Regions from separate parts of the Homo sapiens genome. Here region 2 is linked to region 1. Evidence: chromatin loops called from intact Hi-C (ENCODE). Cell type or tissue: PC-3. All regions are shown on one strand. Links, peaks and the distances in the headings refer to the core of each region. The heading gives the core; the rest is flanking DNA. Region 1 has its middle 200 kb from the start of LINC01661. Region 2 holds the start of LINC01677 (long intergenic non-protein coding RNA 1677).

Region 1 (16,823 bases), core at 3,724-11,723:
TAAAGGAGCATGTTCTAACCCAATGCAAGGAAGCTCAGAACCTTGAAAAAAGGTTAGAGGAATTGCTAACTAGAATAACCAGTAATAGAAAAGAACATAAAGACCTGATGGAGTTGAAAAACACAGCACAAGAACTTCGTGAAGCATACACAAGTATCAATAGCTGAATTGACCAAGTGAAAGAAAGGAGATCAGATGAAGTAAAGTGTGAAGACAAGATTAGAGAAAAAAGAATGAAAAGGAACAAACAAAGCCTCCAAGAAATATGGGACTATGTGAAAAGACCAAACCTACATTTGATTGGTGTTCCTGAAAGTGACGGGGAGAATGGAACCAAGTTAGAAAACACTCTTCAGGATATTATCTAGAAGAACTTCCCCAATCTAGCAAGACAGGTCAACATTCAAATTCAGGAAATACAGAGACCACCACAAAGAGACTCCTCGAGAAGAACAATCCCAAGACACACAATTGTCAGATTCACCAAAGTTGAAATGAAGGAAAAAGTGTTAAGGGCAGCCAGGGAGAAAGGTTGAGTTACCCACAAAGGGAAGCCCATTAGACTAACAGCAGATTTCTCTGCAGAAACCCTACAAGCCAGAAGAGAGTTGGGGCCAGTATTAAAGAGAATAATTTTCAACCCAGAATTTCATATCCAGCCAAACTAGGCTTCATAAGTGAAGGAGAAATAAAATCCTTTATAGACAAGCAAATTCTGAGAGATTTTGTCACCACCAGGCCTGCCTTACAAGAGTTCCTAAAAGAAGCACTAAATATGGAAAGGAAATACTGGTACCAGCCACTGCAAAAACATACCAAATTGTAATGACCATCAACACTATGAAGAGACTGCATCAACTAATGGGCAAAATAACCAGCTAGCATCATAATGACAGGATCAAATTCACATATAACAATATTAACCTTAAATGTAAATGGGCTAAATGCTCCAATTAAAGACACAGACTAGCAAGTTGGATAAAGAGCCAAGATCCATCGATGTGCTGTATTCAGGAGACCCATCTCATGTGCAAAGACAAACATAGACTCAAAATAAAGAGATGGAGGAATATTTACCAAGCAAATGGAAAGAAAGGAGAAAAAAAGCAGGTTGCAATTTTAGTTTCTGATAAAACGGACTTTAAACCAATAAAGATCAAAAAAGACAAAGAAAGGCATTACATAATGGTAAAGGGATCAATGCAGCAATAAGAGCTAACTACCCGAAATATACATGCACCCAAAACAGGAGCACCTAGATTCATAAAGCAAGTTCTCAGAGACCTACAAAGAGACTTATACTCCTACACAATAATAGTGGGAGACTTTAACACCCCACTGTCAATGTTAAACAGATCAATGCAGCAGAAAATAAACAAGGATATTCAGGACTTTAACTCAGCTCTGGACCAAGCTGACCTAAGAGACATCTATAGAACTCTCCACCCCAAATCAACAGAATATACATTCTTCTCAGCACCACATCGCACTTATTCTAAAATTGACCACATAATTTGAAGTAAAACACTCCTCCGCAAATACAAAAGAATGGAAATCATAACAGACAGTCTTTCAGACCACAGTGCAATCACATTAGAACTCAGGATTAAGAAACTCACTCTAAACTGCACAACTATATGAACAATCTGCATCTGAATGACTACTGGGCAAATAATGAAATTAAGGCAAAAATGAATAAGTTCTTTGAAACCAATGAGAACAAAGACAAAATGTAACAGAATCTCTGGAACACAGCTAAAACAGCGTTTAGAGGGAAATTTATAGCACTAAATGCCCAGAGGAGAAAGCAGGAAAGATCTAAAATCAACACCCTAACATCACAATTAAAAGAATTAGAGAACCTAGAACAAACAAATTCAAAAGCTGGCAGAAGATAAGAAATAACTAAGATCAGAGCAGAACTGAAGCATATAGAGACACAAAACAAAACCTTCAAAACATCAGTGAATCCAGGAGCTGGTTTTTTCAAAAGATTAACAAAATAGATAGACTGCTAGCCAGACTAATAAAGAAGAAAAGAGAGAAGAACCAAATAGACACAATAAAAAATGATAAAGGGGATATCGCCACTAATCCCACAGAAATACAAACTGCCATCAGAGAATACTATAAACACCTCTATGCAAATAAATTAGAAAATCCAGAAAAAAATGGATAAGTTCCTGGACACATACACCCTACCAAGACTAAACCAAGAAGAAGTCAAATTCCTGAATACACCAATAGCAAGTTCTGAAATTAAGACTGTAATTAATAGCCTACCAACCAAAAAAAGCACAGGACCAGACAGATTCACAGCTGATTTCTACCAGATGTGCAAAAAGGAGCCAGTACCATTCTTTCTGAAAATATTCCGAACAATATAAAAACTGGGACTCCTCCCTAAGTCATTTTATGAGCCAGCATCATCTGATACCAAAACCTGGCAGAGACACAACAAAAACAGAAAATTTCAGGCCAGTATCTCTGATGAACATTGATGCAAATATCCTCAATAAAATACTGACAAACCAAATTGAGCAGCACATCAAAAAGCTTCTCCACCACTATCAAGTTGGCTTCATCCCTGGGATGCAAATCTGGTTCAACATATGCAAATCAATAAATGTCATCTGTCACATAAACAGAATCAACGACAAAAACCATGTGATTGTGTCAATAGATGCAGAAAAGGCCTTCGATAAAATTCAACACCCTTCATGTTAAAAACTCTAAATAAACTAGGTATTGATGGAATGTATCACAAAATAATAGGAGCTATTTATGACAAACCCACAGCCAATATCATACTGAATGGGCAAAAGCAGGAAGCATTCCCTTTGAAAACCGGCACAAGACCAGGATGCCTTCTCTCACCACTCCTATTCAGCATAATATTGGAAGTTCTGGCCTGGGCAATCAGGCAAGAGAAACAAATAAATTGTATTCAAACAGGAAGAGAGGAAGTCAAATTGTCTCTGTTTGCAGATGACATGATTGTATATTTAGGAAACCCCATTGTCTCAGTGCAAAATCCCCTTAAGCTGATAAGCAATTTCAGCAAAGTCTCAGGATACAAAATCAATGTGTAAAAATCACAAGCATTCCTATACACTAATAATAGGCAAACAGATAAGTAAACTCTCTTTAACAATTGCTACAAAGAGAATACAATACCTAAGAATACAATTTAAAAGGGAAGTGAAGAACCTCTTCAAGTAGAACTACAAACTGCTGCTCAAGGAAATAAGAGAGGACACAAACAAATGGAAAAGCATTCCATGCTCATGGATAGGAAGAATCAATATCATGAAAATGGCCATATTTCCCAAAGTAATTTGTAAATTCAATGCTATCCCCTCAAGCTACCATTGACTTTCTCCACAGAATTAGAAAAAAACTACTTTAATTTTTATATGGAACCAAAAAAGAGCTCATATAGCCAAGACAATCCTAAGCAAAAAGAACAAAGCTGGAGGCATCACACGACCTGACTTCAAATTATACTACAAGGCTACAGTAACCAAAACAGCATGGTACTGGTACCAAAACAGATATACAGACCAATGAAACAGAACAGAAGCCTCAGAAATAATGCTACACATTTACAACCATCTGATCTTTGACAAACCTGAAAAAAACAAGCAATGGGGAAAGGATTCCCTATTTAATAAATGGTGTTGGGAAAACTGGCTAGCTATATGCTGAAAACTGAAGCTGGAGCCCTTCCTTATACCTTATACAAAAATTAATTCAAGATGGATTAAAGACTCAAACCTAAGACCTGAAACCATAAAAACCCTTGAAGGAAACCTAGGCAATACCACTCAGGACATAGGCATGGATGAAGACTTCATGACTAAAACACCAAAAGCAATGGCAACAAAAGCCAAAATTGACAAATAGGATCTAATTAAACTAAAGAGCTTCTGCACAGCAAAAGAAACTATTATCAGAGTGAACAGGCAACCTACAGAATGGGAGAACATTTTTGCAATCTATCCATCTGACAAAGGGCTAATATCCAGACTGCACAAGGAACTTAAACAAATTTACGAGAAAAAACCAACCCCATCAAGAAGTAAGCAAAGTATATGAACAAACACCTCTCAAAAGAAGACATTTATGTGGCCAACAAACATATGAAAGAAAGCTCATCATCACTAGTCATTAGAGAAATGCAAATCAAAACCACAATGAGATACAATCTCATACCAGTTAGAATGGCGATCATTAAAAAGTCAGGAAACAAAAGATGCTGGAGAGGATGTGGAGAAATAGGAATGCTTTTACACTGCTGGTTGGAGTTTAAATGTTTAAATTAATTCAACCATTGTGGAAGACAGTGTGGCAATTCTTCAAGGATCTAGAATCAGAAATACCATTTGACCCAGCAATCCCATTACAGGGTATATACCCAAAGGATTATAAATCATTCTACTATAAAGACACATGAACATGTATGTTTATGGCTGCACTATTCACAATAGCAAAGACTTGGAACCAACCCAAATGCCCATCAGTGATAGACTAGATAAAGAAAATGTGTCACATATACACCATGGAATACTATGCAGACATTAAAAAGGATGAGTTCGTTTCCTTTGCAGGGACATGGATGAAACTGGAAACTATCATTCTCAGCAAACTAACACAGGAACAGAAAACAAAATACTGCATGTTCTCAGTCATAAGTGGGATGTGAACAATGAGAACACATGGACACAGGGAGGGGAATATCACACACTGGGGCCTGTCGCGAATTGGGGGCTAGGAGATGGATAGCATTAGGAGAAATCCCTAATGTATATGTTGGGTTGATGCATGCAGAAAACCACCATGGCACGTGTATACCTATGTAACGAACCTGCACGTTCTGCACACATATCCCAGAACTTAAAGTATAATAACAATAATAATAAAAGAACACCAGTGCATAGGTGTTCCTAACGGTGCAAATATTATGGCACCTTTGAGAAAAAAACAAGAAAGAAAATTGAACCCTAATACAATTAATTTGTCTGTGAGAAAATGAGTATTGAGAAGCTCAGCTCTCTTTGTGGCAGTCATTCGTTTTGCTGCACATTCTGGAGACGAAAGTATTTCCAACTCTCTCTAAGCATTGCTTACGCACTGAAACAATTTACTGCAAGAAACCAGATCATTCCATTTTTTTTTATTCAATAAGCACAGGATGTTTTTACACACCTATGAGGAGAAAGGGATTGAGTTTGTGATTCATTATTTAGTTTTCTTTCTTTCTTTCTTTTTTCAGACAGAATTTCGCTCTTGTCACCCAGGCTGGAGTACAACAATCTCTGCTCACTGCAACCTCTGCCTCCCAAGTTCAAGTGATTCTTCTGCCCCAGCTGGGATTATGGGCACCCGCCACCATGCCCAGCTAATTTTCGTATTTTTAGTAGAGATGGGGTTTTGCCATCTTGGCCAGGCTGGTCTCAAGCTCCTGACCTCAGGTGATCCACCCACCTCAGCCTCTCAAAGTCCTGAGATTACAGGTGTGAGCCACTGTGCCCAGCCCGATTCATATTATTTCTAAATTAAATATTGCATCAGCTTTGTTTCTACTGAGGCATAAATCTTTACTTTGTAATCAATGTGCCACTGTTAATATGTAGCTGGGGGGATATATATGTTTACCTTTGTCATGCCAAATGTCCATTCAAGCATAGCACTGTTGAGGGGATAGCGTGAGAAGCTAGATGTGGAACTCCTGGGAGAAGCCAAGCACTTGGGTAATGGCCAGGATATTTGAAATCCTTCTGGCTCAAAAACTAATTGAACTCTCTTAGTATTAGTTTATTCATCTGTAAAATTAGATTAATTTCAAAGCTCATTCCAGATTTAAATAATTTTTAAAATCACTTATATTCAAATGTATTTCTAATCACAGTTTTCTTATTTGTAATCAAATGATTTATATAACAGTATTCACTTCAGGAGCTCTTAGTAAATCAATATGATAATTAAGAGAGGTGCTCAACAAGCATTTATTCAATGTTTACTATGTGTTAGGCACATAAAACTTACTCAAAAGAGCCAAAGAGTCATGATCATTACTGTATACTGTGAAAAGTACTATCTTAGAGACATGCAAATAGTGCTAAGATCTTCTATGTGGAGAAAGGGTGACATAGTCTGGGGTGAGAGTACATAAGCTTCAGAGTAAATGACATTTAAGCTGGGCATTGAAAGATAAGAAGGGTTAGGATATATCAGAAAGTAAAGTGGGTTTTTGAAATAGCAAGAACAAACAGAAACAGAGGTCTGAGTTAGAAATATCAGTTAGGAGGCTACTGTAATCATCTACGCAAGAGGCAAGGAAGGCCAAGCACAAAGTGAAGGGAGAGGAGGAGAAGGAGACATTGTCGAAAGCCAAATCAGAAGACTTTTGCAGCAGATTATATGTGAGGTGGTAATAAAAAGAAATCCTTCATTCCCATCTCTTTCTCTCTCCAAGCCTAGAAACAGAGTCACTGAGTTGGTGATTCATCTCATATCTTGTGTCTTTAACACTATCAATCTAGCATTGTCCAGTAGAACTTTTTGAGATCATGGAAATTGTGTTGTTTAATATGACACTGCTGGGTTAATATGACATTACTAGGCATATATGCCAGTAGCCACATTGAGCACCTGAAATGTGGCTAAAAATACTCGTTGAATTTTTATTTTATTTTAAAATTAATCTAAATTTAAATAGCCACATATGTCTAGTGTCTACTGTTACAGGATCTTTGGGGTGTCATTTTTCTGGCTGGAAACTTCTGTGGCTGGTGGTGCTGTTGCTCAAGTTTTGCTTAGGCCTGCTGTGCTTGTTTCACCCACTCAGCTTGGCAGACTGTGCTCAGCACACACTACCGGCCTGGATCCCATGCCTGCCAACGGTGAGTCAGGCATAGGATGGTGAGCGGTTTGTGAGTAAGCATAGGGTTTGGCTGTTGCGCAGTCAGATGTGCCGGCTGCTGCAGTGGGGCCGGCAGCTCCAGGTGCTGTCATGGGTGCTAAATCTCTGCCAGGCTGCAGCCAGACCAGGTGCACTGCAAGCAGCTTCCATGGCTGGCACTGGGAAACATGTTGGTGGCTGGAAGTTGGGAGACGCTAGGAACCACAGGGTCCCAAAAAGGGAGTCACAGCTCTGGCTTAGGGAGCTCCCAGGTCTGGGTTCCCTGAGGAGCCACAGCTCTTCTTTCCTTCTCTTTGCCGACAATGGGGCAAGCAAGGGGAATGTCTCAGTCCTCTTTGTGTTACAGCTCTTTCAGCCTTGCCATTCTGTGGGTCCCAAGTTCTTGTCCTGCGACCAGGAAGAATGAGGTACATAGACAAGTGAAGGCTGAGCAATACGAAGAGGAGCTTTATTGAGTGACAGAATAACTCAGAGGAAACTCGCAGGAGGCTGCTCCTTTCCACAGGCAGTGTGTCCTGATGAGTGTTCAGTTCCTAGCACAGAGGTTAGCTTCTCTCTGCTAGGCAAGTTGTCCTGACAAGTGTTCAGCTATCAGGAGAGAGGGTAGTTCTTTGCTCCAGCCAGTCATCCCATTGGGTGCGCAGCTCTCAGAAGAGAAGAGGCCCCAGAGTGGGTAGCTCCTTCTGCAGCTGGTTGTTCCAACGTTTGCTCCACTCTGGCTGAGCCCTGATCTTTAATGGGCCTCAGAGGGGAGCAAGTGCATGACAGTTGGTCCGTGGGTGGTCATGGGTGGGCCCAGAAAACGTACCACAAGTTCCCACTCTGGTCGGTGAGACTGGCAGCCCAGCCCCCGGCCTTCAGGCCCTCCCTGGCCTGAAGGTGAACCCTTGCCAGGGACCATCCCCTTCCACCCAGTAACCTGTCTGGCTCCTGCTGCTGTTCATGGCACCCAAGGTGTAGGTGCCAAGGGTTGCCTACAGGCCAGTGCCAAGGTGTCCTCAGCCCCAATTCAGGTTTCCTCCTATGCTCCTTGGTGCCCAAAGTCGGGAGGGGGCCAAGGCAGCAAGGGGCTGGCGTGTTAACACTTCCCTGAGCATGTGCACACCCTGCCGGGCTGTGACAGCTCCTGGGCTTGACTCCGACTTTGTTCCTAGACTAGAGTGGGTGCCAACAGCAGGGAGAATTCAGGCAGCAAGAGCAAACACTTTTGAGCCTGCAAGGTCAGGTGGGGCCTTCCCAGGACCCCAAGAGTGCAGAGATGCCTGGGCCTGCAGCTGCAGTTTGCATGGCTGCAGCTGTGCTCAGGAGGGCAGGGCTGCTGCCTGCTCTGTGGGATGAGAGGTCCAGGACTGCAGCTGCAGTTTGGGTGGCTGAAGATGCACCCAGGAGGGCAGGGCCTCCACTTACTCCCAGCCCCAAGAGCTGGGAGCCCGGGTCTGCAGTCTTAACTTGGGTGGCTGCAGTGGCACCAAGGGAGCGCCCGCCCAACTTGGAAGGGGTCGGGCTTCCACTTGTCCCTGGCTCCCACTGGCTTCATGGAGCAGGCAGCCCTGCCTGTGCCTCCCTCCTGCAGCCGGTGTGTTGGCAGCAGACACTCTAGAGGGCCCACGGCTTCCATCACTACTATATTGGGCAGTAAAAATGCCATCTCCTAAATTTATGTCTGCAGCTTATGTTATTCTCCTTACCGCATGACTATATCCAACTGTTTGCTAAATATCTTCATATATATATATATATTTAGACGGGGTCTCACTCTGTCGCCCGGCTGGAGTGCAGTGGCACGATATCAGCTCACTGCAATCTCCGCCTCCCAGCAGAGGCGGGAGATCAAGTGATTCCCCTGCCTCAGCCTTCTGAGTAGCTGGGACTACAGATGTACCCCACCATGCCCGGCTAATTTTTTGTATTTTAGTAGAGATGGAGTTTCACCATGTTGGCCAGGATGGTCTCGACCACTTAGATTTTTAATGCACATCCCAGGCTTTACAGTTTAAAATCCAATTTTTGGTCTTTTCTTTGAAATCTGCTCATTCAACGTCTTCTCTATCTTAGTAAATGGCAACTTGACTTTTGAATTCTCTTTGAGTTCTCTCTTTCTCCAACATCTACATATACTATGTGTCAATCAATCAAGTAAACAAAATATTTTCAGAATCCAGCTCATCCTTTCCACTTAGTCCACAATAATATCGCCTCCTGTCAGGATTATTGCAATAGCTTCCTTACTTTCATCTGTGTGATTTTTAGTAGTCTAGTAAAAAATATAGCACATATTGTATTATTCTTCCATTCAAAAATTTTATTCTTAGTAAAATTTAAAATCTTTGCAATGGTCCATAAACTCTGGCCCTGTTTTCTCTGTTATCTCATCTTCTACTTGCTCCCCCAGGTTCTCTCTGCTCCAATTGCACTGGATTTCTTTGCTGTTCCCTGAACACACAGACATGCTCCTACTGCAGGGCTTTGCATTTCCAATTTCTTCTGTCTGGAATGCTCTTCCTTTGTAGCTCCACATGGCTTGCTTCTTCATCTTCTACATGGCTCTGCACAAATACACCTGGGTGGTGGTTCTTCCCTGATCACCTTATTTAAAATCTCATTCTTCCAAGCTAACACTCTTAATTCCCCTCGTCTACCGTGTTGGTGTCCTCAATGTTATTTAGAACCAACTGGCATAGCAAATATGTCATTTTGTTTATTGACTGTAGTCCTCCTATCTAGACTGTAAGCCCCCTGCAGATGGATACACTGTTGTGTTTATTACTATATCCCTAGCACATAGAACACCGTCTGGAACATGGTAGTTGTTCAACAAATTTATTGATTACATGTCTAAGTAATTTTCAGTTTTCTAATTCAGGTTGTATTGTTTTATCACTAGAGTAGAAAACATAGGAGGAATGGGCATGGCACATAGTAGGTGCTCCATAAATATTTGTGTAATGTAGTTTTTAAATGAATTAGTGGGAAATATGATATGTTTAATTCTGTGTGGCAAAAAGTAAATGGGTGGAGATCATTCTGAGGATGAGAGAGCTAGTGTAACAAGATAAGGCTGCTGTGTTAATGAGATTTACGTTTTATTTTTTATAAGGGACCCTTGAATATTTTAGCTGTGGACTGATACCTGTGGATTATGGCAAAGAAATAAGCTGTGTATGCACTATCTCCTAAGATAGCCAAACTCATCTCCACCATCACTCCAGTTGAGACTCTTATTCATTTTTACCAGCAACAACCTCCCAACCAATCACTTTGTCTCCAATTTTTATTTCTCAAATGCATCCTTCATCTTGCCACATACTGATTTTCTAAAATATATATTGATTCACATATTGTTGACTTTCTGCCTCACTGATATTCCTCATGTTTATATATAAACCTACAGGTAGTTGGGTCTGAATCTTTAGGGTCAAATAACAGGATATATTGTTATATCCTGGAAAGTTATTATGGGATAAGGACTAGAGGGATAAGGATTAGAGCCTCATGTGGAGTCAGGGACTTCTCTTTATTTATCAAAATGTAAGGTTCACTTTCTCCACAAATATGCTACCATGATTTTCTATTCACTAAAAGTTCTTCAAGTGTCAGTACTTGTTAGAATTACCCCTATTCTCTAACTATTTTGTTTCATAATGACAATGCTTGGCATTTTGTAGCTGGGCTTTGGGGATAGGTACAAGGTATGCCATAAGTGTGTCCATAATGGGTACCTTCACCAGCTCCATTGCCAAGTTATTTCTGACATAGAATTGTAATTAATGGGAATGTGCTTTCTATGCTGTATATCAGTAATTTGGCAATGACAAAAACATACTCTTTCTTTGATGAACCTGAAAGTGAGAGGAGGTGAGAGCAAACTTACTAGAAAGCTAATTCTATTTGACATTCTACCCCAAGTGATATCAACAAGACTTTAAGTATGTTGATATAAATCAAGATGTAGCCGAAAGCTAGGTTAAGGCAGCTTGAAGAAACCGTTAGATCAGCTGTATTTATGTCCCTGGAGCAGATAAAGCAATGATGTTGCCTTCAGCATAGGATAAATTACTGACCCCTTCAGACAGTCAGCTAATGAAAAGGGGGAAAAAATCAACATCTGCTATCACAACCTATCAGTGCAGACATTCAGGGCATAGCAAGGGGAATTCACTAGTAAAACCACCAGTTGCCTAAGTTCGTTATCTTGGAGTCATTCTCATTATTTTGCTCTCAACATCCAATTTATTCTCAAATTCTATAACTTTTACTCCCAAATATTTCTCAAATTTGATCCCACTTCTCTATCCCTCCTCAAACTGTATGCATTTGGCATAAATTGAATAGTTTTTTAGCTGGTCTTGTTTTTAGAATTTCCCTCTATTGAATCCAGCTACTGAAAAGCTATCAAAGAGAGATTTGCCATAAAAATTACTCAGGGGCAACATGTTGACTCCAGCCATAAAATTAATGACTAATGTTTATTGTGTGCTTATGTTCCAGACACTTTCAAAAATGCTTTATGTGTTTTTATTTTATCTAAATAATACACCTATGAGATAGGATTACTATCCTCAATTATAGATAAGAAAACTGAGTCACAGAGCAGTTGAATGAATTATTCATATTCTCAAATCTTTTATAAGAGGTGCTTGAAATAGACTCCAGGTAGTTTGTCCTCTGATTCTGTGCATTTAATCACTACGTGATAACCCTTTCTTTGGATAGCATACAGACGTCATGACCAGGCCTCTACCTCCCTCTCCTGTTACAGTCACGACCCGCGTAATGATCTGTCCGTGGCAGACTGCATGTGTGAGGATGGTTTCATAAGATTATAATACTGAATTTTTACTACTTCTTTTCTATGTTTAGATGTGTTTAGATACACAAATACTTACTATTGTGTTATAGTTGCCTACAGTGTTCAGTACAGTAACATGCTATACAGGTTTGTAGCCTAGGCACAATAGGCTACACCAACTAGGTTTGTGTATGTTTTTTAATATTTTCAGAGCAAAATCACCTAACAATGCATTTTTCAGAACGTATCCCCATTGTTTGGCAACACATGACTGCAATCTCTCTAATACTGCCATGCCCACTGTAAGTCCCAGCTACAATTTCTGGAATGTGCCCTGCATGCCCAAACTTGCATGTTGTGATATCAGCCTAGATGTTCATCTGCTTCCATTTTCTACTTCTTGCTTTATATATAATGAAGTGTTACCCTTTTTGTTATTTATTTTATTTTTTGATACAGAGTCTTGCTCTGTTGCCCAGGCTGTAGTGCAGAGGCATGATCTTGGCTCACGGCAGCCTCCGCCTCCTGGATTCAAGCAATTCTAGTGCCTCAGCCTCCCAAGTAGCTGGGATTACAGGTGCATGCCACCATGCCCGGCTAATTTTTGTCTTTTTAGTAGAGATAGGGTTTTGCCATTTTGGGCAGGCTCTTCTCAAACTCCTGGCCTCAAGTGATCTGCCTGTCTCAGCCTTTCAAAGTGCTGGGATTACAGGTATGAGCCACCAAACCTGACCCCAAGAATTACCTTTTTACTTCTTCCAAGGACTGGATTTATAGGGCATTGCCATGTAGCTTGAAGTGTGGTGTTGGATCTCCTGAATCAGCAGTGATTGGATAATTGCTTAAGGAAAAGGGAGAGAGAAGCATATTTCTGAGCTTCATCCTAGATTCACTGGAGACAAGTCTTTTAGAATCGCTTTTTCAAACTCTTCAAGTCATGCTTATTCACATTAATGTTTGAGAGCCATTGATACAGTGATAGGATAATTGGGCTCTAGAATTAGGCAGATATGAGTCAAAACCTCAGCTTTGTCACTTTATGACCATGGGTTGGTTACCTAAACTGGCTGAGTCTTTCTTCAACTATAAAACAAAGCCATGAACAGTGACTGCTCATAGGACCATAATGAGAACAAAGTGAAAAAATAAATGTAAAGTGCTTGTGAAGGGTATGGGACATAGCAACAACTTAGAAATGCTAGCTGTAATTACTTTCATCCTTTGCTTATTTAGCACTTTGCTAATACCATTATTATGAGAATTCCTTGCCATCCTGTAATTTGGGGTTATGCACCTACCTCCTTTATTAAACTGAAGAGAAGCAAGTTGCCTCCAGCTCTGTGCTCTTCTGTGTTTAATATATGTCAGTTGAATGCATGATTAAATAATTTTTAAATGTCACACTTTCGTTTAAAAGCAATTTTCTAATCTCATTTTAAAAATATGTTTTCTGAAATTTTGTTTTATAGTATCTCTAAGGTAAGATAGATTCACTAATGGAAACTTGGAACTTTTCAAAAATATAATTTTGTTTAACATATGGAAAGCCTACTAGGTGCTGAGTAATCTTCTAGGCACTGGAGACATAGCAGTTTGAAAAGCAGGCCAAACAAACAAGAACAAAAACAAAAACAATCCTGTTTATCTCGAGTTTATAAGCTATGTATGTTTTGATGCCAGGACAAGAAATAGAGAATAAAAATTTAGATATACAGATAAAACAAATAGTGTATTAGTTTTGTATTGCTGGGTAACAAATTGCCACAAACTAGGTGATTTACAACAGCAAATATTTATTAACTCACAGTGTCCACATGCCAGGAGTCCAGATGTGGCTAATCTGGGTTCCCTGCAAAGCTGCAATCAAGGCATTGGTCAGGCTGCATTCCTTCCTAGAGCTTGAGTTCGCTTCCAAGATCACGTGATTGTTGGCAGACTACAGTTGCTTCAAGCTGTAAGACTGAGGTTCCCGTTGTCTTGTTGGCCGTGATCCGGGCCACTCTCAGCTGCTGGAGGGTCCCACAGTTTTTTTCCATGTGGTCACAGTCTCTTACAACCTGGCAGCCTCTTTCTTCAGGCCATCAGGAGAAGCTCTTGCTCCAGTCAGCTAACAAGGAGTTTTATAAGCATAACCTAATCAAAGGAGTGCTATCCCATCGCCTTTGTCACACACTGTTATCTAGAAGCAAGACACATGTCCTGCCTAGACTTAAAATAGGGGTTTAATTTCTGGGTGTAATTCACTGGAGGTCATCTTGGAATTACACTTACCCCACACACATGGTATGTCAGATGGTGATAAGTTTAATAGAAAGAAATACAATGAGGAAGGGAGAAAAATGTCTCAAGGTGATTAAGATGCTAGTCATTGCCGTGTAAATGAGAAGGGGCAGGGGAGGAAAAGTTCTCTTTTTTATTTCAGTATATTTTATACATTTTTTTAACAGCTTTGACTATAAATAATATATCAATTAAAGGATGTAAAAACTGATTAAATGTTGAAACCTTTAGTAAAACTCAGTTAAAACAATCACAATTATATGGCTGTCTTCTCCATCTAGACCAATCTGAGGAGAGAAGAAGCATCTCACACAATAAAATCAATGTCTTAGAAATAAGCCACACTAAAGAAGGAAAGTACAAATGAACACTTTTCTCCTCAGGGATTTCTATTCATCAGTTAAGAGTGTGGTTTTCTTCTTTTATTGCTTGTAATTCATCTCAGAAAGTTCTTTATTCCCCGGAGGCTGTGCCTTACTCATTCCCACTCACTGTGCGATTGGGTCCCTACGAAGCAGTTATTTTTAGTCAACAATTTATACTCCTAATTTGTTTCCTAGGTATTATTATTGGTTATCTCACCAATCTTACAAACTCTATTTATATCCCAATCATATGAGCATCTCAAAAGCCATTAATATTAGAAGAGTAAACTTGTCTTCGTAATAAGTTTTATTTCTGATTGAAACAGGAGAAACCTAGAAGCAGTAAGAAATTTCTGAGCCATATGTTCTACGCTGAAAACATTATAACTTGTCAAGGGAACATCAATCCACATAGGATACCCTCCCCCAGCCAAACTAGATACTTTCTTTTTTTTGAAGGACCAGTGACCATTCTTTACATGCTTGGCTTTTTCTTTCTTGGGCTATATCAATATTTTGTTCTCTAGAAGAGGATTTTCCTGGGGGTAAGAGGGTGTAGATAAAAGAAGGTGGAATAAAACTAGTCAATTTTGCAGTCAACTGTCAGTACCACTCAATGGCTTGATAACAATGAAGATAACCTTACTAGAAAGAAACTTTGATCTTATCTTCAGCTTTTAATTACCTATTGTCTGTCCACATTATAAAAGCTAAAATTAAGAGAATATTAATCATTTTGTATAATTTTAGGGAATTATGATATTTTCTTTCTCCATTTAGTAAGCAGACCCAATTATAATTCCACATCTTCTTCTAAAGTATATCATGGAGGGGGGATGTTTGATCTGATTAGTATTGTCTGCTTGAGCATAAATTTCTTTGAAGTATTATGTTTATGTTCAAAATCCACATAAAATTTTTTATAAACATGTTTATTTTCATAAAACAATATTGTTATAAAGTACTGACCATAATTGGAGCGCGCACACACACACACACACACACACACACACACACACACACACAGATACCTCCTATAAAGCTATTAAAGCTTGAAGTACCACAAACACAAGAAGTACTACTATGTAACCTAATTTTAGAAAAACAATAAAAGAGTTACCAGGCACTACTCTAAGAATGAAATTAAAATACCTGCATGATAACAAGCAGGTATTTTGTTATAATCTTCAACCTGCTCTTAGTTTTATATTGGATTGCAGGCATATCTCATTTTATTGCACTTTGGAGATACTGCATTCTTTACAAACTGTAGGTTTATGCCAACGCTGCATTGAGCAAGTTTTCCCAGCAGTATGTGCTCACTTAGTGTCTCTGCATCACACTTTGGTAGTTCTCACAATTATTTCCGACATTTTCATTGCTATTATGTATATTATGGAGACATATGAGCAGTGATATTTGATGTCATTATGGTAATTGTTTTGAGACACCATGAACCATGTCCATATAAGACAATGAACTTAATTGGTAAAAGTTGTGTGTGTTCTGACTGCTCCACCACTGGACCATCCCCTGTCTCTCTCCCTCTCCTCAAACTTCCCTTTCCCTGAGACAGAACAATATTGAAATTAGACCAAATAATAACTCTACAATGGCCTCTAAGTGTTCAAGTGAAAGGAAGTAATTGTAGGTGTGGTAGAAAGAACAAGAGAACTAGAATTAGAAGCGGAGCCTGAAGCTGCAACTGAATTGCTGCAATCTCGTGATAAAAATTGAATGAATGAAGACTCACTTCTTATGAATGAGCAAATAAAGTGTTTTCTTAAGATGAAATCTACTCCTGGTGAATATGTTGTGAACATTGTCGAAACATCAACAAAGAATTTAGAATGTAACATAAACTTAGTTGATAAAGCAGTGTCAGGGTTTGAGAAGAATGACTCAAATTTTGAAAGAAATTCTACTTCGGTTTTGCATAAAATGCTGTCAAACAACACAAATGCTACATATAAATCATTCAAGAAAGGAAGAGTCAATTGATGTGGCGAACTTCATAGTTACTTTATTTTAAGAAATTACCACAGTCACCCCAACCTTCAGCGATCACCACCCTGATCGGTCAGCAGCCATCAACATCGAAGTAAGACCTTCCACCAGCAAAATAGTATGACTGCTGAAGGCTCAGATGATAATTAGCATTTATTTTTAGCAATGAGATCTTTTAAAATTGAGGCATGCACATTTTTAAAGATATAATGCTATTATACACGTAGACTACAGTATGGTGTAAGCATAAGTTTTATATGCACTGGGAAACTAAAAATTTAGTGTGAATCACTTTATTGTGATATTTGTTTTCTTGATATGGTCTAGAATTCAATCTGCAATATTTCTGAGATATGCCTTTATTTTCTTGATAACATACTTAATACCACTGTGTGCAGACTTATGAAATAAATGTATTGACTATTTCTATGCATGTAAAAATTAGGTATATGAAAGC
Region 2 (16,823 bases), core at 5,161-13,160, 600 kb after region 1:
GAATTTTGTATGTTCTCTTGGTCTAAATGCATCAAGAAAAGTAGACGTTGCCTTATTTTCCAATTAATAATCAAAGGTGCTATCTAGTCCTAGCTAAATCTAACTAGAAAAAGGATAATCAGGAAATTTCTAGGGCACATAATGTTAAGTAAAAAAGTGGATTTCTATTATTTTGAGTCACATAATAAGGGCTTCTTGTTTTTTCAAATATAGCATTTAGAGGAGCCACATATTTTCAAAATTGGGGATAGTCACAAGCTAAGAGAGGGGAAAAGCAGTAACAGCATTGACACCAGTCAAGAAAAGTCTTGAAAACAAACTGCTCTTTTGGCAAAAGTGTCTGTTTCATTGCTCTGAAATAAATTTGTGTCTATTTCTGGGATGCAAAGGAAACACTTCATTACCCCCACCATGAGCCCTGGTTGAGTAACTAGCTGTGTGTATATGAATTGATGGGTGGAGTACATTGAGTATTGCTCTGTTTACTGTTAAATTTCTAGGGAACATGTGAGACTTCAGTTAGGGAATCTCTGATGCAGTAAGCAGAATAAGTGAGGATGGTTTAGGGCATAGAGAAATTCTACTGCCTGTCGTTATTCTCCACTGGTTCAGAACAGAAGAAATATGTTAGAAGCCACAGAGAAAAATTGAAGTACTAAATTTCATTTGGTTTTAAAGTTGGAAGTAAAACTAAAGTGTTAGTCATTCAGAGAGGAAGATGATATAGAATCCAGAGTGGTCACACACACACACACACACACACACACACGCAGACACACAATGCTTGGGAGACTACTAAGGCTAATGGAGATGAAAACAATTAGGCACTGATAAAATAATATTTTTTTTCAAATTTGTAGAGATATACAATTCCAAGGGTTCTAAGATTGAAAAAAAATTTGTTTTATTCATATGTATTCAAATTAAATGACTGGCTTAAAAAAGTTTATTTGATACAATATATTCCCCAAATATGTGGATAACAGAAATAACTAAAAAAAATTATGTTATATATATGTTTATTTATAATATGTTATAATTATTTATAATGTTATATATAATGTTATATATATGATTTATATACACATATATAATATGTTATACATATGTTTTATATATATACATATATAATATGTTATATATATGTTATATATAGCAGCCACACAAAATACGTGGCTATTGAGCACTTTTGAAATGCAGTTAGTCCAACTGAGACATAGCTAAGTGTAAAATACACATTCGATTTTAAAGACATTCCAAAAGAAAGAATATTTTAAAAACTCAATAATTTTAAATATCTGTTACATGTTGAAATAATTTGATTATGTTGGGTTAAACAAAATGTTAAAATTAGCTTCATCTTTTTAACTTTACTTTTTATGTAAATACTACTAAAGTTAAAATTAAATATATGGCTCTCATTATATTTCCACCGGACAGTCCAGCTCTGGAGGATAAAAAGTATATTCTGATATCAATTATAATTTCCTTTTCACTTCGGAATTTTTTTTTTTTTTTTTGAGACGGAGTCTCACTCCCACGCCCAGGCTGGAGTGCAGTGGCACGATCTCAGCTCACTGCAAGCTCCGCCTCCCGGGTTCACGCCATTCTCCTGCCTCAGCCTCCTGAGTAGCTCGGACTACAGGCGCCCACCACCATGCCCGGCTAATTATTTTTTTATTTTTATTTTTTAGTAGAGATGGGGTTTCACCGTGTTGGCCAAGATGGTCTCGATCTCCTGACCTCGTGATCCACCCACCTTGGCCTCCCAAAGTGCTGGGATTACAGGCGTGAGCCACCGCATCCAGCCTCACTTGGGAATTTAAAGTAATATAAACATTATACCTAGGAAGATAGATTTGATGTGTGATTCTTCAATTCTGTCTTTCTAACCTGAAAAATACTTTCTTCAATCTTTCCTGCATTTACATTAAATTTAAAACTTCAATATGTTCTCTGTGAAATAGATAAAAAGAATTTTCTTTCTTTACATGAATTCTTTTAAAGTTTCTACTGGAAGTAGAAGCTGAAATCCTACTCCGAATTTCCCCCTTTAGGAATACTCTGAAATGTTTAGACAATAATAGTGAAATTCCCCTTGGTAGATGAAACTTAGAAAGTCTTCTATTTACTATTCCTACAATCTTTGTTACCACCAACACTAGCAATACTATCATTATTAATGTTTGCTATGTACAAAATAGTTTTCTGTTGTTGTTTTTGAGATGGGGTCTCACTGGGTTGCCCAGGCTGGAATGCAGTGGTGTGATCATGGCTTATTGCAGCCTCAACCTCTCTGGCTCATGTGATTCTCCTGCTTCAGCCTCCCAAGTAGCTGGTACTACAGGGGTGTGCTTCCACATCTGGTTAATTTTTGTATTTTTTGTAGTGACAAGATTTCATCATGTTGCCTAGGCTGATTTTGAACTCCTGGGCTCAAGCAATCTGTCCACCTCAGCCTCTCAAAGTGGTGGGATTTTAGCCCTGAGCCACAAGGCCTGGCCTCTATTAAATATGAAGAATTTATTGTGCTAAATACTTTAGGTTCATTGTCTCCCAAGAATACTATAGACTATTAGTCCTGTTTTACAGAAAAATAAAAAGACAGCTTGAAGAATGTAAGTAATTTGTCCAAGGTTACTAACCAGTAAGTAATATGGACCAGATCTGTCCATAAAACCTGTGTCTTTAGTGTCTTACACAACTAATATCACTGTGGCAACAAAAATATCTGTGATACCAAACTCTACCTTTTGAGACTAGATAATCCAATTATCAGTTGTAATTCTATTTCCATTATTAATGCATTATCTCACATCATATAAAACAATGTTATATTTTATTTCTACTGTTCTAAAGAATATTATTCTACTTGTTTACGATATATTTATGTAACTCTCCTGCTTAATTCACTTATGCATACCAGCAGTTTATTTTGAAGGAAGTGTTAGTAGCATCATGTTGGATACACAATTCTTGATGTACCAAGAACGGGATATTTGCCATTACAGTTCCCACTAAATTCCAACAGTGCCTCCCATTTACTGTGAAAATAAAAAATTATTCCATGAATTTCTAAATACCCTGGTGAAGGTGAAGTAAGAAACAGGATATGTCTATGGCTGATTACCTTTGAGCATCTGATTCAAATGTTCATATTTAACTAAAGCCTTATATTCACAGCCTCAGGTTGTAGCTTAACACACATGCAGGTGTATTCTTACCTGACTTTCTCGATTTCTATTTTGCAAAGTAATGTAAATCAGGTCCTCCTGATAACCTCCATTTATATTTTTAGCTATTTATTTGTTGTACTTTTTTGTTTTAAAACAATTAAAAACTTACAAAAGTATGTAAGAAAAAGACATTTCCATTTTTTTTTTCTGAACTATTTGTGGGTAAGTGGTCAACATAATGCCTCATTGACCATGAATATTTAAGTATGGACTTCCTACATATGAGGTCACTATCTTACAAAGCCACAGCACCACTCTCAAAATAATTATAATTACAAATGACAGAAATTTTATTTTATTTTGTTTTTAAAAATTATTTTAGATTCAGGGAGTACATGTGCAAGTTTGTTACATAGGTATATTGCCTAATTTTGGAGTGTGGCTTCTATTGAACCCATCACTCAAATAATAATCATTGTGCCCAATAAGTAGTTTTTTAACCCTTCCCTTCCGCCTCCCTCCTTCCTTCCTTTTGGAGTCTCCATTATCTATTGTTTCACCTCTGTGTGCATGTACACCCATTTTTTAACTCCTACTTAATAAGTGAGAACAGGCAGTATTTGATTTACAGATTTTATTTTCTAAAAACAACTGCAACTCAATCTCCCTTCTGTCTTGCATGCTCTTATTACAAAGTGAGTTTCATCCTCCTGCTATCAAATGTGTGGTTTTGACCTGGAAAAGGAAAGGTGAGAAGGTCTTTATTTCCTGTTCTTGAATCTGGGAAGGCTCTGAGACTTATGAGGCTAATGCATAAATAGTTTAAAGAATTTTAGCTGATTCTCCTAATACACTCGCTATTGAGATGCAGTCACTATGCTGTGAGGAAGCCCATGTAACAATGTGGAGATTCTGAAGTGAGTTCTGGGTTCTAAGCCAACAGCCTAAATACTTTAGGTCCATTATTTAGGTCCAAGTTCAACCACTAGACCTGTACTTCGCAAGCCTTCAGAGGATTCCTGCTTTCAGCCCGCAAGCTTTTTCAGCTGAAGCCCCCAGTATCATGGAACAGAATCAGATTATTTCCACTGAGTCCTTTTCAATTTCTTAACCCACAGGATTTATGAGCATTATGAAGTCATTATGGCTTTCTGCCACTAGGCTGAGAGTGGACCACATATACAGAAATAAAAAACTATTAATAGAAAAATATATTGCAAACATCTAATCCTCAAACCCCATTCAAGTTTTGCCAACTACCCTCCATCCTATCAAATATTCCTTATACCAAAAAGATCCAGTTCAAAAATAAGTGTTGCATTTATTTTTTAACCTCTTTTGATCTGGAATAGCTCCTCACACCGTCTTTCATGACTTTAGTGCTTTGGAAGACTACAGGTCAGTTATTATACAAAATGTCATTATATTTAGATTTGCCTAAATTTTTTTTATTACATTCAGACTAGGCATCTTTGTAAGGAATACTACAGGAGTGATGCTGTGTTCCCAGACATTCCTATCTGCTGGAGGCACAAATTCTACTTGTTCTATTACTTGGTAATATTCACTTTAATGCTCAATTAAAGTGGTGTTTGATAGGCTTCTCTACTCATTTTTTAAGTCTTATAATTAGTAAGCGTTAGTGGGGAGATATTTTGAGACTAGGTCAATGTCCCATTTCTTACAAAAGATTTGTTACCTTTTCACATAAGTATAGACTCATGGATTCTTGCTTTATTCTATGCCATAATTCATTACTCTGTATTTATTTTGATGTCCACACTGTCCCAGATTTAATGAAATGTAATCTCCTTTAAGCTAGGCCCTGTGCCCTTTTGATACCTACCTATGATTCTTTAAAACAGTATTCTTTATATCTGAAAAATAAAGGAATTTCTACTTTCTGGCTTAATATAATAAGATGTTTAGGCTCATCTGAAATTTCCCTGCCGTCACCTGGGAATCAACCATTTCTTCAGGGAGTCCTAGTTTCTTTTAGCGGTAAGTACTGTTTACAAAGCAATGTCTGGTGAGTAGGTATGTTTGTGTTTTATGCTAAATCACATGGTAGTCTCTTTACTGGCTTAGGCAGTTTCAGTGCCCTATACCTGGCCCCTAACTCATTTCTCTAAAGCTAAAAAATAGGTGTGTCTATTTGATGTATTTACGTTTTTCTCTCCTAGTAAATAAATAGTTTTGTAATAAGTTAACTTTTATAACATTTTCTCCCTATTCTGTTATTGGAAGAGAAATATGCTGTTTTTTTATTAATTTAAATATTATGTATAATTCTGTCTGGGCGAAACATGCACACACACATGTAAATGCACACACACATTTTATGCCATGGATCATTTCACTGGAAAACTAAAGTGGTATCTCTGGTTAACATTTTGAAAATTGAAATCCCATGAGAGTTAGTTGTGCAAAACTGTTTTATGTGATAATTGACTATGTAAAACCTGAATTACAACAGTATAGAATGGCTTGGAATTTTATTTAGATAGTCTTCAGTGTCAAACAAGAGACAATTAGATTTATTCAATGGAATGTTAATTTTCATATAAATGCAAGTTCTTAACTAAGCCATGTTTTCTAACACATTCAGGATAGGGTTATGAATACATATAAACCTTGGTGAAAATTATTTAAATAGTCAAAGATTTATTTCGAGGAGAATTTGGTGTCAAAAATAGTGTAAGGTATTAGGGATACATATATTTAAGACATACTCCCTATATTAAGGAATTTACTGTCTAGTGGGGAAAGTAGCTATATAAACAAATATAATATGGTGCAAAGAGTAGGTCTAGGGGCAAAAAATTCCACCTTCGTCCCCTTGGGGTTTCAGCTGGATCTGAGAATTAAATTGACATTAGATAGATTAACAAGATAAAAGTGTAATACAAATTTTACAGGGCATGGAAGCTCTCATAAGGAAATAAAGACCCAAAGAGGCAGTTAGGGTCAGTTACTTAAACACTGAATTGGACAAAGAATAGTTAGTTGCGAAGAAGCAACTAAATCATGTGGGAGGCTTAAAAGACAAGAGGTATTTTAACAAGATCTTTACATAGTTTTTAGTTTTGACTTCTCATCCTTGAATATAAAGATTTTGCATCTTTCTAGTAAAGGGAGGGCGTCTTTCACATGGGAATTTTATCTTCTGCTTTTGAGAGACAGCACAGAGGTCAAAGTGATCTTTTGTACGTATTGTTTTTTAAACCACTTTAAACTTAAATAGCCAATATGCCAGAATAGCATATTTTAACCTCTTCAAGGTCAACAGTAGTGATGAGCACATAGTGGATTAATGCACAGAAGAGGCTTCTCTATGAGTGAGTTGGAAAGGCATTTGGTAGGATAGGATTCCCATTTTGCTCCTTGAACCAGACCAAGCAAGGTGAAATACTCTACAGAACATACTACTGCAAGCAACTTTTATGAGAGTTTTTTTTATTGTTGTTGTTGTTTTGTTTTGCTTTGTTTTTAACCTAATGGAACTGATACCAACACAGCCAAGTTGGGGAACCAGAAATATTTTCAAGAGCAGATAAGTTCATAGCAAGAAGAGTAATATCAGTGTCTTAGCTAGTTTCTGAGAAGATGTTGTTTCCTTATATTCAAAATCAGAGCTTTTTAATTTTTTTCAAATCAGTACTGTGAATAAAACAGAGAGAAAGCAAAAATGATATAATTTTGTTAGCCTTAAAACAGAGGTTATGCTACAACATCTTACTCTTCTACTAATCTGATACTTCAGATTGATTTACCTTAAATCTTCTTACTTTAAAACTTCCGATGGACCTTAAATCTTCAGGATGGTTTAAGGTCAATTTACTTGCATTTTTACGCTAGCAGAGTATATGACATATTGTATTAATAAAAAATGTTAAATTTGTCATGCTGACTTGACTCTCTACACTTATGGGAATAAGGTGAAGAAATATAATTAACCACTTTTCTATTTTTCCACTTGGGCTTTTAAAAAATGTACATTTTTTCTTCAAACTATTTATAAATTACTCATAGCCCTAATTTCATATTTATCTCTCATTCGGGAGTGTTGGCCATATTTAGACTGATTATGTTTTACTGAATTCTGAGATGTTAGGAAGCCTTAATATCTTCTACATTGTGTTATTTAAGTCACAAATTTAAATGTAAGTAGAGTGAAGGCTGCAGATAACTATTTTTTAAAAAATAGTTTTTATTGTTTCGTTATATTCACTCCTAGGACAGACACTGTGGGATAAATGCACTGTAAATATTTATATTACTTTACAAGAATGGGGATCACAGACTAAATCCCTATATATTGCTCTAAATATTTACCCTCCTGTATTAGTAAAGTTACTCAAGGACATTGCCAATCATTCTCAGTGTTTGCAAACAATAAGAAGGGTTGCAAAATTCAGAGAAGTAATCATTTCATTTTTACAATGGGAGAATGCATAAGAAGTAAAGAAACTGAGTGTCTTATCAAGATTGTCTCATATACATATAATTAATTATATATCAGTAAACATATCTTATATAAGTATAAAACATAGATGATGATAGATAGATAGATAGATAGATAGATAGATAGATACCCACACTTTAAGATAGCAAGTCCCTGAGGATATACATCAGTTTTAATTCTTGCTGGTGGTAAACAATGTGGTAAAATGGAAAGTGAGAATAAAGTGCTTATATAAATGTGAGCAGACAGATCTAAGTCACTCTCAGAAGGTAGCTCTTACTCCATGGAATATCCTGGTAGCAATGATAAGTACTTTTTTCTTCTTTTAATCAGATAGCTGATTAACATTGAAACACAAAGTCTCATTCTCTCTCTAATTATACTATTTTATCTTTCCTTGTCCTTTTGTTATTTTCCATATACATTACTACTCCTTTAATAAGAAAGTTTTGCATTCTTAATCCACTGATATGTTTTTTCCCAATCTGCTTAGTCCCATTAATTTTTACTTCCTTTCCTGTTTAGAGTAATCATTATGGACTACTACTTCTAATGCATCTTCATATTAATTGTCTATAATTTTGATAAATCAGTATAAAGCTGAACATTAACATAAATATGTGGGAGAAAAGTTTAGTTTCTGAAGACTCTGCATTTTAAAATATAAACCGATATCATCTCTTTTTGATATATACTCAGTAGTGGCATTGTTAGATTATGTGGTAGTTATATTTTTAGTTTTCTGAGGCCCTCTTTACTGTTTTCCATTTTAGCTGTACTAATTTACATTCCCACCAATAGTGTAATAGGGGTCCCTTTTCTCCATATTCTGCCCCAAACTTGACATTTCTTGACATTTCTACCTTAGTCAACCTGAAGACCAATTATAAGTTGGCCAAGATGTTTAATTACAAAGATTAGAATTATCAGTTGTATCTGCTTTTCCATTCACTGGTCCTTTAAAGGCATAAACTTTTTATTCAATTTGTTATGCCCACCACTGAGCATAATACAAGGAACATATTAGGTCCTCAAGAAATGCTTACTGAATCCACCTTAATTGATAATCAAGTTATTGTTGGTTCACTCTTCTCCATACATTTTTTTTTTTTTTTTTTTTGAGATGGAGTCTCACTCTGTCATCCAGGCTGGAGTGCAGTGGTGTGATCTCGGCTCACTGCAAACTTCACCTCCTGCGTTCAAGCGATTCTCCTGCCTCAGCCTCCTAAATGGTTGGGATTACAGGCATGTGCCACATGCCCAGCTAATTTTTGTATTTTTAGTAGTTATGAGGTTTCACCACGCTGGCTAGGCTGGTCTCAAACTCCTGGCCTCAAGTGATCTGCCCACATCAGCCTCCCAAAGTGCTGGGATTACAGGCGTGAGCCACCCCACCCAGCTCATATATCGTTTTAAAATCAATATTATATTGATATGAAATTGAGCAAGATAAAATAAAACACAGTAAGGTATTATCATAGTAAATAATTAAATTTTCATTGTTTTTTTTTCTACCATCATTATAGTATAGCCACCAATTTCTACTGAGTATTTATCTACTATATGGCAGGTCAAGTCTGCATTCTGGGATAAAGTGTTGACACAATCTTGAATCAGTGCCTAAGGAGTTCACAAGTCCAGAGAGGGGATAGCGCATGTGAGTAATTCTAACATAATATTTTACAATCTGAGTTGGAAGTACAGAAGCACATAATTTCGTTCTGCAAAGGGAAGTAAAAGATTTCTAAAACAGAATCATATCTAAAACAGACTGTCTTATCATTTTTATTCTTGGGGCCTAACAAAATGGCCAGTAATTTTTAAAAAATGCCATGTTGAATTCAAAATAATATTTTAACAGTATTATTTATATTTAATATGTTACATATAATTTAATATACATTTAATATTTAATATATTGTAATTTCACTCTTGTATCGTTTTCCTGTATACTTATTTTTTGTATTTTTAGTAGGGACAAGGTTTCACAGTTAAGTTCAAAATGGTATCTGTCCATTGACTATGAATTTTTTAAATGTTTAATATATTTAAGAGAATTTGTGAAGTAGGATAGAATTTGAGATTTTTTTAAAAGGACATCTTAAGAAATCATTAGAATAAGATTAACCCAAAAATATCGTCATATAGAAATTGTCTTTCAAAAAAGTTAACAGAAATATAAGTATGATGTAATTATTTTGTTAATTTCATCAATAAGGGAACTAATATTGAGAAATAACCCTGCCCTCTAGTGGTGATTAATAAATTTTAAAATATACTGAAAACACCAGTTTGCTGTTACAGCAAAGTTCACATTGACATATATTTGAATAGAAACACTGAAACCATGTATTCTGCATTAATAAACAGACATGATTAAACTAACAGCCTTGAATGTTGTTTAGTAGATTCATCCCCCTAAGAAATTTAGTAAAACAAATTTTAGTAAATGAAAAGTGTCACTGTGTTTCTCCTTGTGAATGGTATTACCAATGTTGAATTAGATTCTTTGATGGAATCCTTTTTCCATTTGAATTTTGATTAGAAATCCACAATCTAGGGAAAAATTTACAAAGTCTCAAACTTGTTTTACTCACCCCCTACCAATTTTCATCACCAATTCTCTCCACTGCCCTGATAAGTCCTCTTCATATGCCATTTGTCTCTGCTTAAATATTGGATAAGCCATTTCTCTCTTTTCTGAGATACGACTCGAAGGATCTATACAAAAAACACAATTTATTGCACTTCATTTGATATTTCTTTTTAAATCCTGAGATCTCTACATGCCTGATTATATGCTAGGTATCATCTAAACTATATTTTATCCCATGTTTTTTCCTAAAAGAAGGATAATACTTTTAGACAAACGTAGCATAATTAATTATACAATTTATTCATGAAAGAAACTATACTTATGTACTGATTTTTTTTAATTCTGAATTTTGTGCTATCTGTATTTTAAAACTCAACATCTATTTTTACCTATGACTGTCATAAAAAATCAGAGGTAGCCTCTAGTTACATAATCACAACATGAAGAATTATTAGATATTTTAGAAATAACTAGATCAATCCCTCTATTACAACAAAGTAAATGTTCAAATGTGTCTACTGACTTTGCCAAGGTTTTGTAGTTGCTTGTTTCACTAAAAGTCAGAGCTAAATGGAAAACATTTTTTAGTTTTGCTTCCAATTTACCTCTGTACCTACAAATATAATATTTCAAAACTGTGTTATATCCATGTCCTCACTCTGAGAATCTCTGAATTCATTACAGTACATATCAAAAGTTAAGGACTTCGAAAGATTGTCCTGGTGGGCTCAGTGTAATCACAATGATCCTTACAAGAGAAGGGCAGGAGGGTCAGAATCGGAGAAGGAGATGTGATGACAGAAGCAGGAGTGAGAGTGAAAAAGAGAGGGTATGAGAGAGGGTGTGCATGTGTGTGTGTGTGTGTGCATGTGTGTGTCTGTGTGTGTGTGAGAGAAAGAGAGAGAGAGAGGGAGAGAGAGAGACAGAGATATTAGGAGACACTGTGCTTTGAAAATGGGGTAATTAATGAACCAAAGAATGCAAGTAGCCACTATGCCTTCTACTGAAAAAAAAGTAAGGCAACAGAGTCTCCCCAAGAGCCTCCAAAAGGAACACAGTCCTGCTGACTCATTTTAGACTTCTGACATGCAGAACTGTAAAATAATAAATTTGTGTTTTAAAAATAAAATAATAACTTAGGAACTTGTTAAAAATTCAAATTCCCTGGTACCAACCCAGACAGACTAATTCATAGAAACAAGGGGAGGGATTCAGAAATCTGCAGTTTAAGAAGCCCTCTAAGTAATGAATGCTAAGCCTGGGTGATATTGACTTACATAAAGTGTTTTCCTCACCTATTGCAGGGAAGATTACTGCAGGAGGTTATTTCTCATTGTGGTTTTGATTTGCATTTTCTTTATAATTAGTTTTATTGAGTGCTTTGATACCTGTTGGCCATTTCTATGTCTTCTTTGGAAAATGGAAAAATGTCTATTTGGATCCATTGCTCATTTTATGATGGGGTTATCTGGCTTTTTGCTATGGAGGTGTATGAGCTCCTTAAATATTTTAGATATTAACTCCTTATCAGGTATAAGGTTGGCAAATATTTTTCCCATTCCATAAGTTGACTTTCCATTTTGTCAGTGGTTTCTTTTGCTGTACACAAACTTTTTGTTCTTTCATCCATATTTTATAATTTTTAGTTCATTGTATTGACTACGTTTATTCTTAAGTATTTTATTCTTTTAATGATATTATAAATGGGATTGTTTTCTTAATTCTTGAATAGTTCATTATTAGCTTATAAAATGCAACTATATTTTATATATTGGTTATCCTGCAAATTTACTGGATTTCCTTATAAGTTCTAACAGGTGTTTTGGTGGAGTCTTTTTGGGTTTCTACATATAAAATTATGCCATCTACATACAGGGATAATTTTACTTCTTCCTTTCTGATGTAGATGCCTTTTATTTATTCATTTCTCTCCTAATTGCTCTGGCTAGAACTTCCAGTACAAAGTTAAGTAGAAGTAGCAAGAGTGGGAGTCCTTGTGTGGTTCCAGATCTTAGAGGAATAGCTTTCTACTTTTCACTTCTGAGTATAAGGTTAGCTGTGGGTTTGTCATATATGGCCTTTATTGTGTTGAGGTACACTCTTTCTAAACCTAAATTATTGAGAGTTTTTACCATAAAAGCATGTTGAATTTATCCAAATATTTTCTGCATATATTGAAATGATTATGTAACTTTGTTCTTCGTTCTGTCATTGTGATTTATCATATTTATTGATTTGCATATATTAAATCATCTTTGCGTACCAGGGATAAATTTCATTTGATCTTGGCAAATGATTCTGTTAATGTGCTGTTGAATTTGGTTTGCTAATATTTTGTTGGAGATTTTTCCATCGATGTTCATCAGAAATGTTAGCCTGGAATTTTCTTTTCTTGTAATGTTTTTGTCTGGCTTTGGAGTCAGAGTGATGTTGGACTAATGAGTTTGGAAGTACTCTGTCTTTAATTTTTTGAAAGAGTATGAGAAGGATTGGTTAATTCTTTTGTAAATGTGTGTTCGAACTTACCAGCTAGTCATCAGGTCCTAGGATTTTCTCTGATGCATATTTGATATTACTTATTCAGTTTCCTTACTTAAGGATCAGAGCAGATTTTCTATTTCTTTGTGATTCAGTCTCAGTAGAGATATGATTTTAGGAATTTATCCATTCTTACAGGCTGTCTTAATTGCAGGTATACAATTTTCCATTGTAGCCTCTTATGATCCTTTGTATTTCTATGGTATCAGTTGTAATATCTCCTTTTTATTTGTGATTTTATTTATTCAGTCTTTACTCTTTTTGTATTAGTCTGGCTAAAGGTTTGTTGATCTTGTTTATGTGTTTTTAAAAATCCATCTTTTAATTTCATCGATATTTTCCACTTTCCCATAGTCTCAATTTTATTTTTTTTCTGCTTTGATATTCATTATTTCATTTTGACTACTAACTTAGGGCTTAGTTGTTCCTTCTTCTCTAATTCCTTGAGGAAAAGTAGTGTTAGATTGTGTATTTGTTATTTTTATATAGGTATTTATTGTAATAAATTTATATCTTAGAATTGCTGTCATAAACTCTAATAAAGTTTGTTTCCATTTATATTTGTCTCAAAATATTTTTTAAGTTTTTATTTTTTGATATATCATTTTATCAGGAAATGCTGTTTAACTTACACATATTTGTAAATTTTCCAGGTTCTTCTTGTTATTGATTTCTCATTTCATACCAGAGTCATAATGATAAGATATTTAATTTGACTTCAATCTTCTTAAATTTGTTAGGACATATTTTGTAGCCTAATACGTGGTCTATCCTGGAGAATGTTCCATATGCACTTGAGGAGAATGTATGTACTGCTGTTGCTAGATGAAATTTCCTGTATATATCTGTTGGTCCATTTGGTCAAGGTATACTTTCAGTCCAATGTTTTCTTGTTCAATTTCTTTCCAGATGACTCATCTATTTTTGTTTAAAGTCGGTAATTGAAGTACTCTACTATTGTTTTACTGCTATTTCTCCCTTCACATCTATTAGTATTTGTTTTATATGCTTAACTGTTTAAATGTTGGGAGCACATATTTTTACAATTGTTATATCTTCTTAAAGAGTTGACTTCTATTATTATATAATAAGGGTTTTTGTCTTGTTTTACAGTTTTTTAATTTAAAGTACGTTTTATCTGATATAAAAGTATAGCTCTTTTTGGTTTCTATTTCCATGGCATTTTTTTTTATATCCATTTACTTTCTGCCTCTGTGTGCTCTTAAAGTAATTCTCTTGTAGAGAGCATAGAGTTGGGTCTGACATTTTAAAATTGAACTACTGAGTTTCTTTTGATTTACATTTAAACTAATCATTGATAGGTAAAGACTTACTGTTTCAATTTTATTGTTTTCTGACTGTTTTGTACATCCTTTGTTCCTCTTGCTAGATTATTTTGTGATTTGATCGTTTTCTATGGTGCTATGCTTTAATTCCTTTCTATAACATTTATGTATATATTATAGTTCTTTTCTCCGTATTTACTATGAGGCTTACCAGAACATCTTATATTTTAAGCTGGTAACAACCTAACTTTGATCACATACAATAACTTTACAACTTTCTTCCCCACACATATTTTATATTTTTGATACTATTTACATTTTCATATTGTTTATTCATGAACAAATTATTGGAGTTATAGTTATTTTTAATATTTTTGTTTTTTAACCTTTGTACTGAAGATGTAAGTTATTTTCACACCACTATTATAGTATTAGAGTCTTTAACATTTGAATACCTACTTAATTTTACCTGTGTACCAGTGAGTTTTATGTTTTTTTTTTTTATTATACTTTTAAGTTTTAGGGTACATGTGCACATTGTGCAGGTTAGTTACATATATATACATGTGCCATGCTGGTGCGCTGCACCCACTAACTCGTCATCTAGCATTAGGTATATCTCCCGATGCTATCCCTCCCTCCTCCCACCCCCCCACAACAGTCCCCAGAGTGTGATATTCCCCTTCCTGTGTCCATGTGATCTCATTGTTCAGTTCCCACCTATGAGTGAGAATATGCCGTGTTTGGTTTTTTGTTCTTGCGATAGTTTACTGAGAAGGATGATTTCCAGTTTTATGTTTTATATATATTCATGCTACTAATAGCATCCTTTTAATTCAGCTTGAAGAACTGCCTTTAGTATTTCTTGCAAGACAGGTCTAGTGATGATGAGTTCTCTCAGCTTTATCTCTCTCTGGGAAGGTCTTTAGTTTTATTTATTTTTCATGCACAGCCCTGCCCAGTAAAGATAGTATTATTAGTTGCATGCTTTTTTTTTTTCCCCAGAATTTGGAATGTAGCATTCTTCTTTCTCCTGGGCTACAAAGTTTCTTGCTGAAAGATTCCACTGACAGCCTTATGGGGAACATAAACGTATATATAAACTATATATAAACTATAATAGATATATAAATATATAATAATATATATATAATAGGTAATATATAATAATATATAATATGTAATAATATATATAACATATATATAAACTATAATATATACATTAAAGTTATAGAAAGGAATTAAAGCATACCACCATAGAAAATTATCAAATCACAAAATAATCTAGCAAGAGGAACAAAGGATGTACAAAACAGCCAGAAAACAATTAATAAAATTGAAACAGTAAGTCTTTACCTATCAATGATTAGTTTAAATGTAAGTCAAAAGAAAACCAGTAGCTCAATTTTAAAATGTCAGACCCAACTCTGTGCTCGCTACAAGAGAATTACTTTAGGAGCACATGGAGGCAGAAAGTAAATGGATAGAAAATAAATTCCATGCAAATAGAAACCAAAGAGAGCTATACTTATATCAGATAAAATATACTTTGAATAAAAAACTGTAAAAAAAGACAAAAAAATTGTATGTGAGAAAAAAATCATTTGTTGCTTTCAAGAGTCTCTGTTTATCTTTAGTTTTTGAAAGTGTGACTATGCTATGTCTTGGTAAAGTTTTCTTGGGGTTGAACCTGTTTGGACCATTGAGATTCATGTACCGGGATGCATGTATCTCTCCTCAGCTTTGGGAAGTTTTCAGCCATTGTTAAAAGCTCTTTATCTCTTTTTCTCTCTCTTACCCTATCTCACTCCTATAACACAAATGTTAACTCTCTAGATGGAGTCCCATAAATTCCACAGGCTTTCTTTATTCTCTTGCATTCTATTTTGTCTTTTTTCTCCTCTGGTGATTGTTTTCAAATGCCTGTTTGAATTCACAGAATATTTCAGATTGCTGTTGATGTTGTCTACTGCTTTTTAAATTTTACTCATTGTATTATTTAGCTTCAGAATTTCTGTTTGCTTCTTTTTATGATTTCTATTTATTTCTAAAATTTCTCTTGTTTTTTATGAATTGTTTTTCTGATTTCATTAAGTTGTATACCTGTTGTCACTCACTGAAATTTACTAAAACAATGATTTTGGGCCACGTATGATTGCTCATAGATATAATACCAACACTTTGAGATACATAATTATATTTTACATATAATTACATATACAATTCTATTACATATATAAGCACTTTGTTTACATAATTATCATAGGGTTCTCATATACCTACTTTATTAGAACTTTATTTTAAAGATATTGATGGCAGATTTTTTAAAAATATGCACATTCTCCCCTTTCATGTAAACAAAATTGTATTTTACCTTATGGAAGAGAGAATGAAGAGAACTTTATGTAAATTACAGGTTTAAAAATAAGAATATAGATAAAAAGTCATACATTTTTTTCAAGTTCAATGAATTAAGAATTCTTTAAAAATATCAACAGTCATATTAATTATGTTGGTATGTGGCATTTTTATTGTAAAATTTCTATGTAGAAATGCTTTCTATGATCATTACCTAGCTATATTATGAATAACTTCATCTGTAATGTTATAATATATTTATAAAATTCTAATTTATTTAAGTTGATAATTAAAAGAACATGTCATTAATTTGTATATAAAAATAAATCATTATTTTAAAATTTAGGCTAAGGTAGTAAATGTGGATCTAAAGAAAATTAAAATATATAGATTTTTTATTTTTA

Evidence for each region. Hi-C counts contacts between places; a loop is a spot of excess contacts. Peaks named below come from ENCODE experiments on the same cell type or tissue, not always from the same donor. Only the 100,000 strongest peaks of a DNase experiment are listed, where the experiment ranks them.
Region 2: a loop joins it to region 1, with 7 times the contacts of the local background. A loop is called at or near these places in 3 of 110 quality-filtered maps.

Annotation. Positions count from the first base shown.
Region 1 is chr1:106,610,878-106,627,700 of GRCh38, reverse strand. No RefSeq gene overlaps it. Among named protein-coding and RNA genes, the nearest start is that of LINC01661, 200 kb to the left of the region's middle. In PC-3, for the core only: CTCF peaks have their summits at 6,800 and 11,695; DNase peaks (open chromatin) are centred at 5,690 and 6,900; H3K27ac peaks cover 4,018 bases.
Region 2 is chr1:106,015,557-106,032,379 of GRCh38, reverse strand. It overlaps LINC01677 (long intergenic non-protein coding RNA 1677), which reads left to right and starts at 4,127. Exons shown (of 6, transcript NR_146609.1): 1 at 4,127-4,574; 2 at 5,098-5,177; 3 at 9,168-9,298. It overlaps LOC124904595 (a long non-coding RNA gene), which reads right to left and starts at 4,233. Exons shown (of 2, transcript XR_007067036.1): 1 at 4,168-4,233; 2 at 3,796-3,911. In PC-3, for the core only: CTCF peaks have their summits at 9,709 and 9,913 (motif pointing left); no DNase peak of the experiment used is centred there.